2 separate regions of the Homo sapiens genome follow, and region 1 is linked to region 2. Evidence: read pairs that join two places in POLR2A ChIA-PET (ENCODE). Cell type or tissue: MCF 10A. All regions are shown on one strand. Links, peaks and the distances in the headings refer to the core of each region. The heading gives the core; the rest is flanking DNA.

The links. ChIA-PET counts read pairs that join two places held together with the same protein. Peaks named below come from ENCODE experiments on the same cell type or tissue, not always from the same donor. Only the 100,000 strongest peaks of a DNase experiment are listed, where the experiment ranks them.
Region 1: POLR2A ChIA-PET joins it to region 2 with 21 read pairs; 3 of 35 experiments call an interaction of 5 or more read pairs at or near these places.

The regions. Positions count from the first base shown.
Region 1 is chr10:24,414,415-24,417,327 of GRCh38, forward strand. The region is part of intron 3 of KIAA1217; the gene reads left to right. Among named protein-coding and RNA genes, the nearest start is that of MIR603, 140 kb to the left of the region's middle. In MCF 10A, for the core only: no CTCF peak of the experiment used is centred there; a DNase peak (open chromatin) is centred at 1,537.
Region 2 is chr10:24,482,459-24,485,371 of GRCh38, forward strand. All of the region lies in intron 6 of KIAA1217, which reads left to right. Among named protein-coding and RNA genes, the nearest start is that of MIR603, 210 kb to the left of the region's middle. In MCF 10A, for the core only: no CTCF peak of the experiment used is centred there; DNase peaks (open chromatin) are centred at 1,443 and 2,383.

The DNA of each region.
Region 1 (2,913 bases), core at 265-2,764, 68 kb before region 2:
GTTATGATTGGGGTAGCTCAGTATGATGACTTTGCTTGATAAGTTCCTCAGGTAACAAAGCAGATGGGAGGGGGTACTTATAGGGTTGATTGCTTTTTTCCCAGTGCCTTGAGTTGGAAAGCCAACAATTGTCGTTTTGATCATGAGGCATTTAGGGGGACTTCTACCTCTGTATGTAATGGGGAGAGAAAGGTGATTTATGGTGAATCTGGAAGCAGGAGTTGTATTTTACAGGTGGTGATGGGAAGATCTGGGGACATGGACCCATCGGAGGATGGGCACCTTGTCCTTGCGGACTCGCCCCACCCACCACTCTCAGAGCTGTTCAAATGGGGCCCTGCATGGTTTCGCCACCCTCAGACATTTGTTCTTTATTGTGTGATCTTGTGGTTGAGAACAGAAGTGACTCTTAAAAGGCAGCGCCAGAACTTCAAAAGGAAATGTCTAGGAGGAAGTAGCCATGTGTGATGCCTCTTAAATGCCTCTTTAGAAGGTATCAGAGGAGAACAAAAGATAAAGGTACAACCAAAAAGTCTTCTGGAGTTTTTTAAGGGCGGATTGGAAAGCTAGGTTTGTGAAGCCCAGCCTTGGAGATTTAAGTCATGGGAATGACTGTCCCCAAGATGGCTGCTCTTAAAGTCCCTGCATGGTTGGAGGCCCGGCAGTCTGGAGCAGCATGGTAGCCTGATCTCTCTCTTTTTTTTTTTTTTTTTTTTTGAGATAGAGTCTTTCTGTTGTCACCCAGGTTGGAGCACAGTGGAGTGATCTCGGCTCACTACAACCTCCACCTCCCAGGTTCAAGCGATTCTCCTGCCTCAGCCTCCTGAATAGCTGGGATTATAGGCACCTGCCACCATGCCCGGTTAATTTTTGTAGTTTTAGTAGAGACAGGATTTCACCTTGTTGGCCAGGCTGGTCTCGAACTCCTGACCTCAGGTAATCCACCCACCTTGGTCTCCCAAAGTGCTGGGATTACAGTCATGAGCCACCACACCCAGCCACTTGATATCTTGTTACCCTCCTTGCACCTGTACTTCCACTAGCAGTGACTCTTCTTTCCCACTTGCTCTTGGGGAAAAAAAAAAGCATATAAAGATACACTTTACAGACTTTACAAACATTAGATAAGCCTTACAAACACATTGTAAAAACCCCCTTCCCTACCAGAACACAAGCCACCAAATGACCTAGATCTGAACATGAGGCCAACAGATCGGTCTCAACCCCCTTCCGCCTTTGCTTGAGACTCACACACTCTTGCACACTCACACACAAGACTGTGATCTGAGCACTCATCCCCAGCCTTAGAGAATTGGGCCCTTTTCAGTGCCATCTCTCTGGACCCTCAAAAGCAGTAGCTCCCTCAGGAACCCCTTTATTGCTCTGGCCAGGGCTGAGAGAAGGACATTCCAGTTCTCCCACAGGGGCAGGGTGTGTAAAGGCAGAAGACACAGACAAGGCTGCCAGCAGATCCACACCCTGTGGCGTGGGCCTGAGGACGTGGGAGGAGCTGTGCTGGGAACAGCAGGGAGACCCAGGGAGGGGAGTGGGCAGAGAGCCAGGGACTAGCCTAGGAAGGGATGATCCGGCTGGCTGCTGGCTTCAGGCTGCAGTCAGGCTGGATTTGCCTGAGAGTGTCCCCAGGGCAGCTGTACCCTGTTACAAGGGAGGAAACTTTTCTAACAGCCCTAGGAAAGCCTATTGAAAGCTTTCAGTAGTGAACCAGAGACTGAACAAATAACGACGTAATTATTACATAACAGTAACAGGAAAACTTTAGAGCGTAAATGGTAACAAAAGTTGTTCCCCAATATATAAACTTTGGATACCCTAAAAGCAGCTCAGCGTGACTCAGTTTTTGCTACTAGCATAAAACCAAAAATAATCAGATCCCTGCAGAAGTAGAGGGTACTCAGGTATCCACCTCCATAGCACTACTTAAGAAATAAAAATAAAATAACCTGTTCATAGAGTGGACAGCACAACTTGAATGCCAAAAGGCAGAGAAGGTTCTGTTCCTGGCTTTGATGCTGACGCTTGGGAAACACCCCTTGTCTTTCTGCATCACACACAAGCCTGCCTGGGGCAAGAATCCAGAGGCTTGTATATGCCCATGTCTAAATATTTTTAAAGGTATAAATCAAGCTAACAAACTATTAGATAAAATGTGTTCTATCCTCATACTTTGACAAATTTACCTTCACGATGACCGAGGATGCCAGATTTGATTTTAGACTTCTCTGAGCCCTCACAGTTGTGGGCTGGATCATGTGATCAGGAAGGGTCCCCCCCACATCCCAGCCTGCAGCAAGCCATCTTCCCTCCTCTTCATCCTCCCTCCAGCTCCCTTCCGCTTTGCAAGGAGGCTCAGGCACACGTGAGTGATTTTCCTCAACTACACGGGCAGGTTCCCTCCATGTGCCCTGCAAACAGCATTCTTTGGTCACCCCTCAGTGTGAGGGGTGCATACACCAATGTCAGGCAAGGATTACGGGACAAGGACTCCCTTCCCAGACTCCTCCTCCATTCCACAGTTTGACCCTTATTCCTTCAGGACTTATACCCCTAATCCCTGTACTTCCATCAAGTCAGTCACAAGGATTTAGGGAAGCTGATCATTTCTATGAGAGCTGGCAATGGATGGATTAGGTTCCTTTATGTTTTCAGGTCACGTAAGAGATACAGCGAGTCTTTTGTTTTTTTTAAGAGCTCCAAGATGAAGGCCAGCGTGATATGAATTTCCTCAAACTGCCCACACAGTCTTTCTCCCCACCCTCTGGGGAAAAAAATCTGAGCCTCCCCCTCAGATACCTAAGAAGAAGCTGAGAAAAATCTGCCCAGAAGAGGAACAGCTGCTGAGAGCCTGCCTCACCCTCCCTGGCTGGCCGTATTTCCAACTTTGTTGCCTTCTTC
Region 2 (2,913 bases), core at 288-2,787:
TTAATGCAGAATCGTGGGGTTCCCACCCAACCTAAAGATGGATCGTCAAAATAGCCCAGGAGCTGATAATCCTAGACTCTGTTGACACACAGGACACATAGTTTAGCCTCTCTTGTGATTTACTTGTCCTTCTGTCTGGCGGAAACCATGGAGATTACACTTGTCCTTATTTGAATTCTGGACTTCATTTTTCATGAATGAAGTGATTCAAAAAATACAGCTGGGTCTAAGCATGAATTCTAACTTTCAAAAATCACAGATCTTAAAAAGTCTGTATTGAACTGGGTGCAGTAACTCATGCCTGTAATTCCAGCATGTTAGGAGGCTGAGGCAGGAGGGCCACTTGAGCCCTGGAGTTCAAGACCAGCCTGGGCAACAGAGTGAGATCCCATCTCTACAAAAGACTTTTTGAAAAATTAGGTGTGGTGGCACATGCTTGTAGCCCTAGGTGCTCAGGAGGCTAAGGTGGAAGGATCACTTGAGCCCAGGAGTTGGAGGCTGCAGTGAGCTATGATTGCACTACTGCACTCCAGCCTGGGCAACAGAGCAAGATCCTGTCTCAAAAAAAAAAAAAAAAAAAGTCTGTATATACTCATGCAGGGCCAACTTGTATCACCAGTAAATACTTCCTCTGTCTCCTTGTCCATCCTCAAAGCTAAAGAGACCTTGGAGAATACTGGGTCCTAATAGCTGACTTTACAGCAGGAGAAACAGCAAGGAGACTTCCTAAAGGTCCAAGGATGGGAGCTACTCTAGTTAAATGACATTTCGCTATCCTGCTGCCTTAAGGGTGGCTCCAGCCATTGCTCTTGACCTCACAGCCACCCACTGGGCCACTCCACCTCCATCTCTCACCTGACTTGCTACAGTGGTCTCCCAAAAGGTCTCCCCACTCAGTCCCTGCCCACCTTCCGCCTGTTCTCATTGGGGAGGCCAGAGTGACCCCGTTAAAACGTGAGACCTTTCATGTCGAGCCTCAGCTCAGGACTCGCCGTGGCCCCCCTCACATTTTGTCTTTGCAAGCACAAGTAACTAAGACAAAACAAAAAGGAAATGCACTAGAGAGACCAAATATAGCAAATGTTTTTTTCTTTTCCCTAAGAGTCATTATTTTATTTCTTTTGAGTCCGCCCTAAGATTTACAGCTCTAAAGCAGGCGAGAGTGGGGAGTTCATTTCCACAGTCACCATGAGGTCCACTCAAGAGACCATCTCTCCTGACACCGTCTCTCATTTGAAGGTAAATTAGCTGGCCGTGTTCAGCTGGCCCATAACATGAAGCAACTGCTATTCCTACCTGTTTGTACCTGTGCAAAAAATGAGATGTCAATTCCAGAACACAAATGTTCCAGATTAGCCTCAGGGAAGAGAAAGAAAATGCAAAACAGGTGATTTCATAAAGCAGGGTGTAGGCTTGCCCTGGGGAGTGGCGGCTCTAGGCACCCAGCAGAGAGCCAACAGGAAGTGAAGTGCCTCACCCTAGATGTGAGTCACTAAGGGAGGCAGCTCAGTGCCACAGAGAGCCCTGGATCCGAGAAAGCCTGCAAGCTAATTGATCTGTTTCCCTAAGAAAAGCCCTGCCTGGCTAAGCCTCAGTGTCTTTTGTCCTAATAAGGGGATGATAATCTACTCAAGAGTTCTGTGCAATTTTTATTTTTATTTTTATTATATTTATGTGTATATATATGTATATATGTATATGTGTGTGTATATATATATAGATATACATATATATTGATATACATATATATAGATAGATAGATATACATATATATATATATATATTTTTTTTTTTTTTTTTTTTTTTGAAACAGTCTCGCTCTGTTGCCCAGGCTGGAGTGCAGTGGCATGATCTCGGCTCACTGCAACCTCCGCCTCCCGGGTTCAAACAATTCTCCTGCCTCAGCCTCCCAAGTAGCTGGTATTACAGAAGCCCACCACAGTAGCCCAGCTAATTTTTTGTATTTTTAGTAGAGACAAGGTTTCACCATGTTGGCCAGGCTGGTTTTGAACTCCTGACTTCAAGGGATCCGCCCACCTCGGCCTCCCAAAGTGCTGGGATTACAGGTGTGAGCCACCGTGTATGGCCTATTTTTATTTTTCAATGTATTATTATTTTAGAGATGTGGTCTTGCTCTGTCACCCAGGCTGGAACGCAGTGGTGCAATCATAGCTCACTGCAGCCTCGAACTCCTGGGCTTAAGCAAGCCTCCCCCACCTCAGCCTCCCAAAATTTGGGGATTACAAGTGTGAGCCACTGTGCCTGGCAGAGGGACAAGTTCTGTGCAATTTAAATGAAAATAGCTATTAGATCACTTTGTGTACTGGACAGTTTTCTATGAATAAATTTTTCATTGACATAAAACCATGAAGCCATAGAGTTGTGCCAGCCCTTCGGATCTGAGGGGGGTTGTGTCCTTATTCCTGACTTGGGGCTGTTTCCTGGTCCCATCCAGAACAGCCTACACAGAAAGTGAATTGTGAAATAGATTAAAGGCTGCCTGGAGCCTTCCCTAAGTGCATTTGCTGTGCTGGGCAGAGCACTGCTAGAACCTGGGAAGCCAATTGTGCATGCGGGGAACACCAGGCCTGGGTGGGACTGAGCTTGGACCTCCTGGTTGGACCTGCCCGCTTTTTTTTTTTTTTTTTAATAGCTTCATTCAAGATCACAGACCCAGAATGGGAAGAGCTATGGGATTTATGTAAATCCCTTCCAACCAGAAACTTATGTAATTCCAGGATTCTAAGTGAGGCTGGATTTCTGTGGGTAGTGGGTGTGAGAGAATGGGTACCCCTGTTTAACAAGGGGTAGGGGCCTTCTGAGACTGTTTCCTCTACAGAGTAAGGGTTCGTTCAGCCTTTTCCGTGGCCTGCCAAGAACTCAACTCCATGTTCCCTCACTTCCTGTAATTGA